Linked DNA regions of Homo sapiens: region 1 is linked to region 2. Evidence: read pairs that join two places in POLR2A ChIA-PET (ENCODE). Cell type or tissue: HepG2. All regions are shown on one strand. Each heading gives the region's core, and the rest is flanking DNA. Links, peaks and the distances in the headings are about the cores only. Region 1 overlaps BAAT (bile acid-CoA:amino acid N-acyltransferase). Region 2 overlaps PLPPR1 (phospholipid phosphatase related 1).

Region 1 (11,783 bases), core at 2,504-5,003, 50 kb before region 2:
CCCAGATCCTTGTACAGGCTCTGTCAGGTTGAGTTTCAGTTTAGGCATGGGTTATTACCTTGTTGCCACAACAAGCTGGAGATAAGATGGACTGAAAGATTGCAGCAAATATAGAGGATGCAAGAAACTTTGTAACCTCTAGCTTCATAAATATTACATATTTATAGACTATTCCATGAATCTAATAATATAGCATGCTTCCTAATGGCTATAAAACTTATCAGAACGCTCATAGTTTCCCACAGAAATCTCCAAATACCAATAAATAAGTGGTTTAAACATGTTTTGGTACATTTCTCAGAGTTTATTGTGGGGCCAAATAAAGCAAAGTTAATTTCTCAGAAGAAAAAAAAGCAATAAAAGCTTTCCTTTCCAAATTCACCATAACCCATGTACTTGTTCGGATAAATTTGAGTTTTTAAAATACCCAGTAAATAGCATATAGACCACTTTATTATGTATAGGGACCAAGAATTAAATGGCACAAATTGCTGTGCCTCTATTATCCCACCCCAGTTAAAAATCTGCTTATTGGTACAGGCCTTCCATCTTGGGATGATGTGCTGGTTTAGGGTGTGCTGTTTGTGAATCCTCTTGAACACTGCATGTGCTGGGTCTCCCGCTTCAAGTGTGTTTTCTATCGGGGGAACAAAAGAGAGCTGAGTTGTGTGAGGTTATAAGGAGGTTGAGTCAGATCACAAATATTTCATGACTGTAACATTCTTCCAAGATAAAAGACTCAGTACTTTTAAGTGTTCCCCCATTCTTGTCAATCAGATGGTAAAAACATCCTTATTCATTTATGCAAATGATAATTTAAAACTAAGATATATTCAACTTCACTTTATTTATTATTTATTCATTGTACTTAATTATAGTAATTTTTAAAAATTCCCAATACTCCTTTAAATCAAGCCACTTCTTTCAAATATGGATGGGATCACTCTGTCTTAGTTAAAACCACTTATAAAAGAATAGAATATCCCTAATAAGTGCATCGTAAGTTTCTTTCAGTGTGTGGGCTCTGCTTTATTTTGGAAAAAAGCTGCCTATACAGAGTGACTGTAGAATGATACTCTGGCCGTCCCTACTTTTTACCACGTGTCAGCCTGCAAAAAATGAACATGGCGTTATTGAATAAAGGGGCTCATCATTTACATAAGCTTAGGTGTAAGGTTTCATCACTGTATAGTCAAATGAATGTAGCAGAGCAGTGTTAAGTCAGGATTTTAGCTAATACAATCATTTAAAAAATGTTTTTGAATCATGTATTTCTTTGAGAACCAAATTAAATCTGTGGAACCTCTCATAAGTAAAATTCACCTACAAATATATATATACCATATTTTGCATATATTGTAATTTCAGGATCTTCACAGATTTCCTAAAGCTTATTTGTATACTTCTTTATAGGTTAAGAAGCCCTGGCCTAATTTATATGCCTTTCTTTACAACAAGAGTATAGAAACTACTGTGAATTCCCATTTCCTCAGCTGCAGAGAGTAAATATGTCTCTGAATGTAGTTCCTAGTCAAACGTCTAGATATTGTGTTCCATTATATATTCAATGGACCTTAATTCTGCCCCAGGTAGAAGGCTGAAAGTGTTGGAATTGTATTTGAATATTTAAATGTTAATTTCAAAATTACATTTGAATGTAATTTTGCATTTCTGCTTTGTGTTCTCATGTTTTTATTATCTTTTATTTATTTATTTTATCTTTTATTATCTAATCATTTGTATTTCTGCTTTGTATTTTCAAGTTTTCTTATCTTTTCCACACCTTCTCTTCATGTACAATTCTGTTTTGTTATTTTTCAGGAGAGGGTCTCTTCCCAGGGGTAATTGATTTGTTTGGTGGTTTGGGTGGGCTGCTTGAATTTCGGGCCAGCCTCCTAGCCAGTCGTGGCTTCGCCTCCTTGGCCTTGGCTTACCATAACTATGAAGACCTGCCCCGCAAACCAGAAGTAACAGATTTGGAATATTTTGAGGAGGCTGCCAACTTTCTCCTGAGACATCCAAAGGTAATTTTTGTCTTTTCAGTAGGTTTGAGTCCCTGGGGTTTTTTTGTTTCTGTTTTTGTTTTTGTTAAAAGACAGGGTCTTGCTCCGTCACCCAGGCTGGAGTGCAGTGGCATGATCTGACACTTGGCCAGAAGCCAGTGCCTTTTGATACTACAATGTGCACAGGCTAACTTCCTATGCATTTTGTCTTTCTGAGCAAAAGACACTGGATGAGAAATAAATCATGTGAATTATAAATAACATGGGCATGAATAGAATTTCAAGTTCACTGAGAATCGTACTTGGAAGTTAAGAGAAGTCATAGGATATTATGGTTATTTTTTAAAAAGGGACTGGCTGGGTGTGATGGCTCAAGCCTGTAATTCTAGCACTCTGGGAGGCCAAGATGGGAGGATTAATAGAGGCCGACAGTTCAAGACCAGCCTGGGCAACATAGCCAAACTCTTTCTCTATAAATACTAAAAAAATAGCTGGGTGTGGTAGCAGGCACCTGTAGTCCCACTTACTTAGCAGGGGCTGAGGAGGAAAGATCGCTTGAGCCTGGGAGGTTGAGACTGCGGTGAGCCATGTTCCTGCCACTGTACTCCAGCCTGGGTGACAAAGCAAAAAAAAAAAAAGGATAATGCATGCAAAATGCTTATCATAGAACCTGGCAATACTAAGCACTCAAAGATGAACAAATGTTAGACAAAACTTTCTGTGATCTGACTTCTACATACTGCTTCAGCCTTATCTTATAGCTCTAATTATTAACTAGCTATCATTTTTCTCATCACTATACTTAACTGGACAGATAATCTGTATTTCTTTGAAGAATGAGTCTGAATTTTTAGTTACTCATGAGCCCTTAAACATAATACTATTAGTGCTTTCCAATCCATATGCCTTTTAAAATTTTAAAACATGTGCTTTGCTACTATGATATGGGATAGAGTTGGAGTTTATTAAACCTTGTTAATTGCCCAATATTTTTTCTTTCCTTTCCTTTTTTTTTTTTTTTTTTCTTTTTTTGACAGAGTCTCGCTCTGTCACCTAGGCTAGAGGCAGTGGCACAATCTCAGCTCACTGCAACCTCCACCTCCCAGGTTCAAGCAATTTTCCTACCTTAGCCTCCTGAGTAGCTGGGACTATAGGCGCGTGCCACCATACCTGGCTAATTTTTGTATTTTTAGTAGAGACGGGGTTTTGCCATATTGGGAAAGCTGGTCTCCAACTCCTGACCTCAAGTGATCCACCTGCCTTGGCCTCTATTTTTTTTTTTAATAAGAATTGAAATAAAATTAAATCTCCATACTACATGTTTTTTTATATAAGGATCACCAAAATATAATCAGGTTTGCAGAAATAAGATAAGCAACAATTACTGACAATCTACTGATGTAGTGAACATTTTAAATGGCTATTTTTGATGCATATAATGGAACTGCCCTCGAAATGTCAGTCAATATTATCATTGTGAGCCTTCTTCTTGGCTTAGATGAGAAGTGGAGAGGTTATGTGATTCTCTTTTTTCACGGTCTTTGCCTCGTTCCCCTTATATTTGCTGCATGACTTTTTCATCACTGTTCTTGCCAGTGTCACATAGATAGCTAGTTAATGATTAATCCAGGCCTGGAAACCAGATTTTTTTCCCCAGACTCTGAGAAATTCCATTAAACCTACTTCACATTGTCTCTTCTGCAGGATGATAGAACAGAGATCTTTCTTGCAGGTCTTATTTCTCTATGTGTTGATTTTAAGTAACTTCTAAGAACTCATAATTTCCTGATCCCAAATTTTGTGGTAGAAGTTGTAACAAGAGTTACTGTTTTGGCAAGGGACAGAAACATATTAAAAAGCCTGCACAGATATGAGTCATGCTTTTTTGTTCTTTCGTGTTATACTTGCTTTTACTTTATCTTTCATGGCCAAATCCACTCTGAGTTCCCATCTTTCCTTAACATAACTGTCGCTCTCTATCTTATATATTAAGATATAGGATTGGGAGGGGTGGGGGAGAAAGGTAGGTCAAAGGGTACAAAGTTTCTGTTAGACAAGAAGACTAAGATCTGGTGATCTGTTGCACAGCATGGTGACTATAGTTAATAATAATGTATTGTATATTTCCAAATTGCTAAAAGATTAGATTTTAAATGTTCTTACCCCAAAGAAATGGTAAGTTTGTGAGGTAATGGATATGTTAATCAGCCTGATTTGTTCATTCCACCATGTATATATGCACTGAAATATCACATTATGCACCATAAATATGTATAATTATTATTTGTCAATTAAAAATAAAAATTAGGCCAGGCACAGTGGCTCATGCCTGTAATCCCAGCACTTTGGGAGGCCGAGGTGGGCAGATCACCTGAGATCAGGGGTTCAAGACCAGCCTGGCCAACATGGAGAAAACCCAACTCTACTAAAAATACAAAAATTAGCCAGGTGTGGTGGCGGGCGCCTGTAGTTCCAGCTCGGGAGGCTGAGGCCAGAGAATTGCTTGAACCTGAGAGGCGGAGGTTGCAGTGAGCCGAGATTGAGCCACCACACTCCAGCCTGGGTGACAGAATGAGACTCAGTCTCAAAAAATAAAAATAAAGTAAAAAATAATAAATTAAAATTAAAATTAAAAAAATACAGAATTTCAGAGCTTGAAAGGAACTTTTAATTGATTCAAGCCACCCCTGTTAAATATACAGGGTAGGAAATAGAGAGTATATATGACTCATTCCATTTGTTTAGTTTTTTTTTTCCCTCTTACCCTAAGAATTTCTCACATTTTCATCAGCTTGGCATGAGTTGTATATTGATTCATGTGTTTCTAAGTAGTAGGGAAAATATCCCAAACATTGGTTTATAAAATGCCTTTAAAATATAGGAGATCAATTAAAATAAATACAGGAAGTCAACAAAGGTTTTAGAAAAGTGATGCTTCTCTCTAGGACTCTGTCCTTGCCAGGAGCCAGTGCTCAAGGAGAATCGGAGCTTTATTTTGTGACACAACAATTTTCTTTAACTCCTCCTTAGAATTCCCAACCAAATTGGTAACTGGGAGCAATACACTCAATACTCAAAAATAACTCATGAACATGTAGTTTCCTTTTCATTTTTACTGCTGTTACCTTAGTTCAGGACAGTATAATTTTCTGCTTTTATCAGTGCATTAATCTGTGGCTTTTCTGCCTCCATTTATGCAAGTCAGAGTTGTAAACACAACTATTTTACTCGCTTGCTTAAGAGTCTCCCTATTTATTATAGGATAAAGGCCAGGCTTCCTAGCATGTTAGACAAAGCTTCCTATGATCTGACTTCTGCATACTTATTCAGTCTTATCTTATGCCCATCCTTAAAATTTGTCCTAATTTTCCTCCTTAGTTAGGAAAAAAACTGAAGATGCTTAATATATCTTTCAAAGCTATGCACCATAAAGTTGGTGTTTTCTGTTTCAGACTTATTATGTTATTTCCCACCTTATACTCTAAATTAAAATAATGAAGAATGACTTGTGGTTCCTCTAAATGCCTTGCTCTTCATTGCCTCTCAGTTTTTGCATGAGTTTCTCCTATGGTGAATACATTAGGAATGTTTTGGCTACATTTCTCAGAAAAGTGGCTGATGGTGGCTTAAACATCAGCATAAGGTATCTTATTCTCTTACATAACAGGTTTGGTGATAGGTGGTTCAAACTTTGGCTTAGAAACTCAGTGTAGTTTTCAATCAAGGAGATTAGATTGACATTTCTGCAATTTTCTAGCCTTACTCTGAAGGTCACAAAATGACTCTGGCAGTTTCAGGAATTAAGTCAACAGGCCAGCATCCTAGTCTGAAAAGAATGATCATAAACATAGGCTTTCTCTTCATGATTCTGTGTCAGTTTGCACGGGGGGCAAAAAAAGTCCTTAGGTAGAATATGTTGGCCTTGGAAGAGAGGCTGAGAAAGGGAAATAGATTAGGATCCATCAGAATTTATCCCTTGGGGCTGGATATATTGCTATGCCACACAAAATCAAGGTCATATTAGCTTTGAAATTGTGGAGAATGGCTCCTGTGTAGGCAACTAACAGAGTCTGCTATACTCAGCATAGAATACCATTCCTTCTTGTTGACTTTCTTGTAATTTTTATTTCTTGAGACAGGGTCTCACTCTATTGCCCAGGCTGGGGTACAATAGCACAATCATAGCTCACTAAAGCCTTGAACTCCTGGGCTCAAGTGATCCTTCCACCTCAACCTGAGTAGCTGGGCCTACAGGCACACACCGCCATATTCAACTAATTTTTTAGTTTTGTAGAGATAGGGTCTCACTATGTTAACCAGGCTTGGCTTTCATTTTTTAATACGAAGACTCATTTGTTTTGTAGCCCATTTCCTCTGAGAGCCTTTCTTTGATCCTGCCTTTATTCCCTGCTAATCTGGGTTGGCAGTCTAGCCTACATACATTCTCATATCATAGAATTTATGATGCTCCAATCATCTGGTGTGTTTTTTTTTTTCCTCCTGTGTCTTCATCTGGCAGTGAGTTCCTTAATGACAAGAGATTGTTCCTTTTCTCTCTGTGACTCCCAGTGCTTGCCGTAGGATAGATAATTTAAGGATGCTTATTTGATGACTGACAATGAGGGAGGAAGCTGAGCCAAGCCTCCTTTATGACATTTTTCTCCACAATGAGAAAACTTTTGGAAAAAACAAAGCAAATCTAGAATCCTCTGTTCAACTCTATCCTACTGATCTCACTTTCTTTCTCAGTCTCTTCCTACAAGGTGCCCTTTCCTCTGAAGGGAGGAAAGTGTACCAATCATCTATACCCTGACCCACATTATTCACAATAGTCATGTGCCATTTCTTACTTTCCCTGCGACATTTGCATTTCTTTAGGGCATTTTAAACTCAGAACCTAACACAATACTGAATCCGTAATATATAGTCGGTAAAGCTTGACATATTTTTGGAGTATTTCTTTTGAATACATATTATATATTCCAGAACTCTATAGCTAGGGATGTGGGTAGGATTAATACTTGCTTTGTTCTCATTAGCCAGTGAAGTTCTTTGGTTGTTTGAGATTGTGGAGTTTTCCTAAATGAAGGCTAGAATAATTTCTCATTTCTATTATTTTTTTCAGGTCTTTGGCTCAGGCGTTGGGGTAGTCTCTGTATGTCAAGGAGTACAGATTGGACTATCTATGGCTATTTACCTAAAGCAAGTCACAGCCACGGTACTTATTAATGGGACCAACTTTCCTTTTGGCATTCCACAGGTATATCATGGTCAGATCCATCAGCCCCTTCCCCATTCTGCACAATTAATATCCACCAATGCCTTGGGGTTACTAGAGCTCTATCGCACTTTTGAGACAACTCAAGTTGGGGCCAGTCAATATTTGTTTCCTATTGAAGAGGCCCAGGGGCAATTCCTCTTCATTGTAGGAGAAGGTGATAAGACTATCAACAGCAAAGCACACGCTGAACAAGCCATAGGACAGCTGAAGAGACATGGGAAGAACAACTGGACCCTGCTATCTTACCCTGGGGCAGGCCACCTGATAGAACCTCCCTATTCTCCTCTGTGCTGTGCCTCAACGACCCACGATTTGAGGTTACACTGGGGAGGAGAGGTGATCCCACACGCAGCTGCACAGGAACATGCTTGGAAGGAGATCCAGAGATTTCTCAGGAAGCACCTCATTCCAGATGTGACCAGTCAACTCTAAGAAGACTAGATATTCCTAGAAAATAAAGAAGCAAATCTCTTTACCGGGACCTTCTCTCAATTTTCATGGCGGAATGTCTCCCCCAGCTGCCACACACACATTTTGTATTAATTTTAATGATTAAAAAGAGCATAGGGTAAAAACCTGATATTTCACTTATACTGCATAACAAGCTAACCAAACTGGACATGGTGAATAAATCATAAAACAAATCATTTTACTTATTATTTACATGACTTTTCTTTCCATCAGGTCTTCTAAATAGGACTGAGGTATAGTACACTGGCAAAAATAAGAAAAGGCAAACAAGAATAGCACCAAAGTAACAGATATAAAACCAAATACCATGTCAGAAAACACTATATAGTAAGAATTTATCAGATTAGAGCAGCAGGAGAAAATTAATACTAAATTATAATCATTTTAGTGATATTTTTCAACTTCACCACAGTAACTTTGCAACATCATTTTTCATTTGTGGGGTAGTAAAATTCATGTCAAAAAGGAAAGAAGGAATGGAGGAGGTCAGTTAGTTCATTGCAATAAATTACCTCTTCAGTTCTTAAAAACATGCCCATTGGCACATAACTGAGACATAATAACTAAGACTGGAAGAGCCTTGGTTTAAGTTATGAAGCAAATTAAAATGGAAAATACAAGAAAATAGAACCAATTAGGTTGAAAATGCCCCTTACTGAAAATCTGTATTAAAAATAAAATTAATAAAAGTAAAAAATAAAAATAGAAACACAACTCTACTAGTACAGGCTAGCCTGGGGAGTTTGATAAACTGAGTGATTGGGTCAACTATCACTGTACTTCCATAATGAATTTCTTCAGTCATGTTAGAGTAGCACATGAATGTGAGCTCTATAAGGACAGGTACTATATTTCCGTAAGACCCAATAGTTACTGTACATCCCATAAATAAAAAATACTTTAGTTTGCTAACCAACTGAATATATGAGGACTGCATGTAATTCAACCACATGGTTGTTTGCTGTACAGTCCTTTGCAAATATTAAAAAATTTTTTTTGCTATAAGGCTTTGATCATATAGTCCTCATAGCAACATAACTACCATCTAGCATGTACCACATTTTGCAAGACTTTAAGTTCAACATTCCAAACTGCCAATTTGTATTATGTCCAAATGCAGTATCCTTGAGGAATATAGTGGGTCAGTTAAATATCTAGAGACATACAAACATCTGCTAATTCATCTCATTGAGATGGATCATTCTGATCTCCATCATCCACCCACTTTTCATCAGCTTCTCCTACTTCATTCTCCTCATAGTCTTTATCATGAGGGATTCTGTATCCTGTCTCTCATCTACACTTGCTGGCCTTCCTGGTTGTGATTTATTGGAACAGTCTACACAAAAACCATAGGGTCAAGATCCATGTCTTACTCCAACACTGGCTGCTAACATGATCTTACATACCATACATTTGCATTTTTATCCTTCTTGTGCACCAAGAAATGTTTTCTTACATGTTTTCTCCAAGTGTAAAAAGTCACAGCTAAATGATCTCACTCCTGTATGAATAAGCAAGTGCTTTTTTAGTGTTTGTTTGCATTTGGCTGCATAGCTACAATGATGGCATTTTAACTTATTCATGATTAGAGATGATGATATGGTTTGGATATTTGTTGTGCCCAAATTTCATGCTGAAATGTAATCCCTAGTGTTGGAGGTGAGGCCTGGTGGGAGTTGTTTGGGTCATGGGGGTGGACCCTCATGGCTTGGTACTGTCCTCATGAGAGTATGATAGTGAGTGAGTTCTCAAGAGATATGACTGTTTAAAAGTGTGTGGCACCTCCTCCCCATCCTCACACTCTTTCTTGCCTCCTCTCTCGCCATGTGAGATGCCTCCTCGCTGTTCACCTGCTGCCATGATTGTAAACTTCCTGAGGCCTCCCCAGAAGCCAAGTAGATGCAAGCATTATGCTTCTGTAAAGCCTGCAGGACCATGATCCAATTAAATCTCTTTTCTTTATAAATTACCCAGTCTCAGGTATTTCTTTATAGCAACACAAGAACAACCTAACATGAATGATTCACCATTTTCCCAAGTTTCTTGTTTTGGCCAAGATTCTGGCAATAATCCATATTTGAAATCAAAGTATCTGGTATCAATTCATACTTGAAGTCACTTGAAGTGCCAGGCATCAAACCATACTTATTATAAAATCATGTGAAGTTCTAACATCACCTCCATCTTGATTAGACCCAGCTTCAGCCAATACATTCTTATCATCATCTGGCCCTGAAAGTAGAGCAACATCCAAATCTGGTTCTTCCAAGATTTCTACTCAAATATGAGTAGCGTATTTTCCTCTGAAAAGGCAATAGATGGCTGCATCATTGAGTAATCTTCCAAATTTGTTTCATTATTAGATGATGTATTATAAATAAATCTCCTTGTAGTTTGGTTTTTCCTCCGTGTTTCCCAGTTTCTTGAATTCCCTGGGAGCCCATATTATTCCAAGCAAACACTTGTTTGACCTTTGGATTTGTTTTCAGCCATTTCAGGAGATGCATTCTGGACCCAACTATTGTCACTCACTTGGTAGTTTTCTGTTTGGCCCTTGTTGACATTACAGCCATCATTTTCAGTTTTTATATTACTTGCCAAATTGGTAAGATTTAATGTTGCCCAAAAATTGGCAATTTTTTGATCCAATGATGAAGACAGACCATCTCTATTAACTGAGTTTTGTTTGTTTGTTTGTTTGTTTGTTTAGACAGTCTTGCTCTGTCACCCAGGCTGGAGGGTAGTGGCACAATTTTGGCTCACTGCAACTTTTGTTTCCCAGGTTCAAGCAATTCTCATGCCTCCCGAGTAGCTGGGATTACAGGCGTGAGCCACCATCCTTGGCTAATTCTGTATTTTCAGTAGAGACAGGGTTTTGCCATGTATGCCAGGCAGATCTTGAACTCCTGGCCTCAAGTGATCCATGTACATTGGCCTCCCAAAGTGCTGGGATTACAGGCATGAGCCACCATGCCCGGCCTGGTTTTCTATTATTATAGTCCACAACTGCAGACCCATGGAACTTCTGATTTAATGCTTATATTTAATCTTTAATAAATTTAGGCATCTGTAATAAAATTTCAGCAAGTTTGAAATTTCACTTGTTTGAAGATAGGCCACTGTCATTATTTTGGCTTGTGAGTACAAGGTTACCAGAATACAAGAAGTCCACAAGGACTGAAAAATTTTGACTGCTGCAGTATCTAAGTGGGTAGTATTATTTCGGTTAGGGCTTTCTTAGTTTTTAACACTATATAAAGTCTTAAAGAAATGGCTGCCAGCAACCAGGATGTTCTTAGGAGCCTTACAGATTTTCTGCTTACTACAGTGCTGACACCACAAAGTTTACCTTTCTTTTTTGTTCATTTTGTTGTCACAGAAGTTGACAGCAGTAACAGTTCTCATTTGGTCTGCTAGTAAACTCACAGTACCCCTCCTCTGATGGTATTCCTGACTAAAAGCGTACGTCATCTGACTAGCTATATTTTTTTAAAAAATTTTGGCTGTTTTGACTACTGCCGTCCACGTAAGATATGACTTGACTTGCTCCTCCTTGCCTTCCGCCGTAATTGTGAAGCCTCCCCAGCCACTTTGAACTAGATGGGGTTTCGCCACGTTACCCAGGCTGGTCTCAAACTCCTGGGCTCAAGCAATCTGCCAGCTTCAGCCTCCCGAAGTGTTGGGATTACAGGTATGAGCCATCGTGGCTGGCCAATATTTGAACTGAGTGTGGAGTGGCACAGGAAGAGTGGGGAAGAACTGGAGTGAGCCACTGGCTTCGGGTGGGATGCTCAGGTTTTAGTGAGGAATGGGGTCCATCTGCAGACTCCTCTTCAGACTGCCAGTCATGCTCAGTGGTCAGATCCTCTCTTAACAGGGGTTCCTCACATAGCAGTCAAGTGGGAAACTGGAGATTTGCTTGGAAAATATCCCCATCTGTGTCCCTGCTCTGAGCAGGGTAAAGTTTCTGGTAAAACAGCACACAGGGAAAAGGATCAATTCTTTCTGTTGACCGGCCTAGAGTG
Region 2 (2,500 bases), core at 1-2,500:
GACCAGTAATAATCGCTCTCCACCCCATTGGGTCTGTTTTCTCACCTGTAAAATAAGAATAGTAATACCCACTTCACAGATTTGTAATGATTAAAGACATGGTGAATGCAAACCACCTCATAATAATAGTTAAAATTTATTGAGGGCCACTATGTGTCTGGCACGACCCTGAGGATTTTATCCAATTTCACTTAACCCACCCAACAATTTCATAAGGGAGGTACTATTATCTCCAGTCTAGATAGGGGGGCACAGGGAAGTTATCTAACTTGCCCAAGGTCACACAGAGATTGAAACTCCAGAGCCCTTAAATCATATCCCTATACTATTTTGCCCCTTAAAAAGTGCCAAATGCATAGCAAGTATTCAGTCCATGTTAGCTGGTCTTTAACTCTTACCTTAGATAGTCATCTTCAGATTATGACTATTTGCTTGAGATTAGATAACTCTTGAGTTTTCTTTTATCGCTTCCATTTAAAACTTTCCCTGTAAGTTACTGCCCACTTTTCTGTTTCCTGCCAAGGTCTTTTCATAACTGACTGTTTCTACCATCTTCCCTGCTTTTTTTTTTTTGCCCAAGAAGAACCCTCCTTTTCCCTGCCTCTTTCCATACTTTCTTTGTTTCTTCATCCAGCATGTTCGAATCTTTCCTGCTACTCTTCAAACCCTGTAGCACATTGGCATGCATCCTCTCTACCTGGCTCATCTCCATCTCACTCTTACACTCAGCTTTTTTCTTTTTTCTTTTTTTTTGAGACAGAGTCTCACTCTGTCACCCAGGCTGGAGTGCAGTCGTACGATCTCGGCTCACTGCAAGCTCTGCCTCCCGGGTTCATGCCATTCTCCTGCCTCAGCCTCCCGAGTAGCTGGGACTACAGGCACCCACCAGCACGCCTGGCTACTTTTTTGTATTTTTTAGTAGAGACGGGGTTTCACCGTGTTAGCCAGGATGGTCTCGATCTCCTGACATCATGATCTGCTGGCCTCGGCCTCCCAAAGTGCTGGAATTACAGGCGTGAGCCACCGCGCCCGAGGACCCTACACTGTGCTTTAACTGGGAAGAGGGGAACCTGTAGAAACTTTGGAGTGGAGAGACCCAGGTCCCTCTGCTGGTTATTGGTTGCATGGCTATTGGGCAAGTTACTTATCTTTGAGCCTCATTTTCCTCATCTATAAAATGAGGATAGGAATATTGTTAGAGTTGCCCTGGGGGCACTTGATTAGCTGTCTATAAAGCATACAGCATGTGGTACTTGTTCAGCTAATAACTTCCTTCCCCTTCCTCCCACATTCCGCCTCATGGGAACCACAAACATAAAGCACTATTGAACATTTACAGTAGATATCCTGCCATTCTCAGTGTTTGCTCTTCTTTTTCTGTCTCCTCTCCAAGTCTCTGCTTTGGAATGCCTCCAGGCTCCTCCAGGACATCCTTCCCCTCCCATTTCCCAGCTTTGTGTGTGTCTGTGAGGTGTGTTCACATGCATGTGCCAACAGGGTGGTCTCTCTTATGCCAGAGCAATTCAACCACAGATCTGGGTCTTACGTAAAGGCCATTTGTAGGCAAACAAATTTTGACATCAATTGGGAAGTCACTTGAAAGCACTAGCAGACTGAGTAGTTACTGAGTGATGAGAAACAGGGCTGCATGTTATGGAGAGAAAACAAGTTTAACGTTGAAGCAGGATTTGTGTATGGGGCTTCAGCAAACCCCAATATCATCCCACAAAGACCCTACAAAATTGCTTGGAACAGTCAGAATGGCTCTTCCTCTCTAACTGGGGATGGCGGCTTTAGAACTGATGGTCAGCAACATTGTTTGTCTTTTCTTGAGCCAAAGTCTATTTATACACCATTGATCTCCCTTTGAAACCCTTCTCTTCCCTTCAAGTCACCTGTTTTCTTTCCTTCTTAAAAAAATTCCTCAGGAATGGTAGTAGGCGATAGGGGGAAGAGGAGTTGGTTAATCAGTACAAAAATACAGTCAGATGGAAAAAATGAGGCCTGCTCACTATAACAGTAGAGTGACAATAATTAACAATAATTTACTGTATATTTCAAAATAAATGGAATAGATTTGGAATGTTCTTAACACAAAGTAACAGTATTTGAGGTGATGGATATCCCAGTTACCCAGATTTGATCATTATACATTGTATGCTTGTATCAAAATATCACACATACCCCCGAAACATGTGTAACTTCTATGTATCCATAAAATGTTTTTAAAAGGCGTTCCTCAGGAAAGTTCCTAATGAGATATCAAGATTTTATGATGACTTCAGCACTGCTTTTCCTGCAACTTCATCCAGAGTATTTGCATTTTAGTTTTTCATCTTTCACTATAGGAAGAATGCCTGGATCCATTCAAAATACTGGCACATTTTTGTTTTATTTCTCTTCACTTTATTGCATGTTGCAGATATTTTTTTTTTTTTTAAATTGAAGCTTTTTGACAACACTGTCCAGCAAGTCTATTGGCACCATTTTTTCAACAGCA

The links. ChIA-PET counts read pairs that join two places held together with the same protein. Peaks named below come from ENCODE experiments on the same cell type or tissue, not always from the same donor. Only the 100,000 strongest peaks of a DNase experiment are listed, where the experiment ranks them.
Region 1: POLR2A ChIA-PET joins it to region 2 with 9 read pairs; 4 of 35 experiments call an interaction of 5 or more read pairs at or near these places.

What each region holds. Positions count from the first base shown.
Region 1 is chr9:101,358,361-101,370,143 of GRCh38, reverse strand. BAAT (bile acid-CoA:amino acid N-acyltransferase) reads left to right here. Exons shown (of 4, transcript NM_001701.4): 3 at 1,822-2,024; 4 at 7,129-9,727. The coding sequence ends at 7,716. It also overlaps the pseudogene LOC100421197. Among named protein-coding and RNA genes, the nearest start is that of BAAT, 21 kb to the left of the region's middle. In HepG2, for the core only: no CTCF peak of the experiment used is centred there; a DNase peak (open chromatin) is centred at 3,623; H3K4me3 peaks cover 536 bases.
Region 2 is chr9:101,314,690-101,317,189 of GRCh38, reverse strand. The region is part of intron 6 of PLPPR1 (phospholipid phosphatase related 1); the gene reads right to left. Among named protein-coding and RNA genes, the nearest start is that of BAAT, 69 kb to the left of the region's middle. In HepG2, for the core only: a CTCF peak has its summit at 1,108 (motif pointing left); DNase peaks (open chromatin) are centred at 1,359 and 1,859; H3K4me3 peaks cover 398 bases.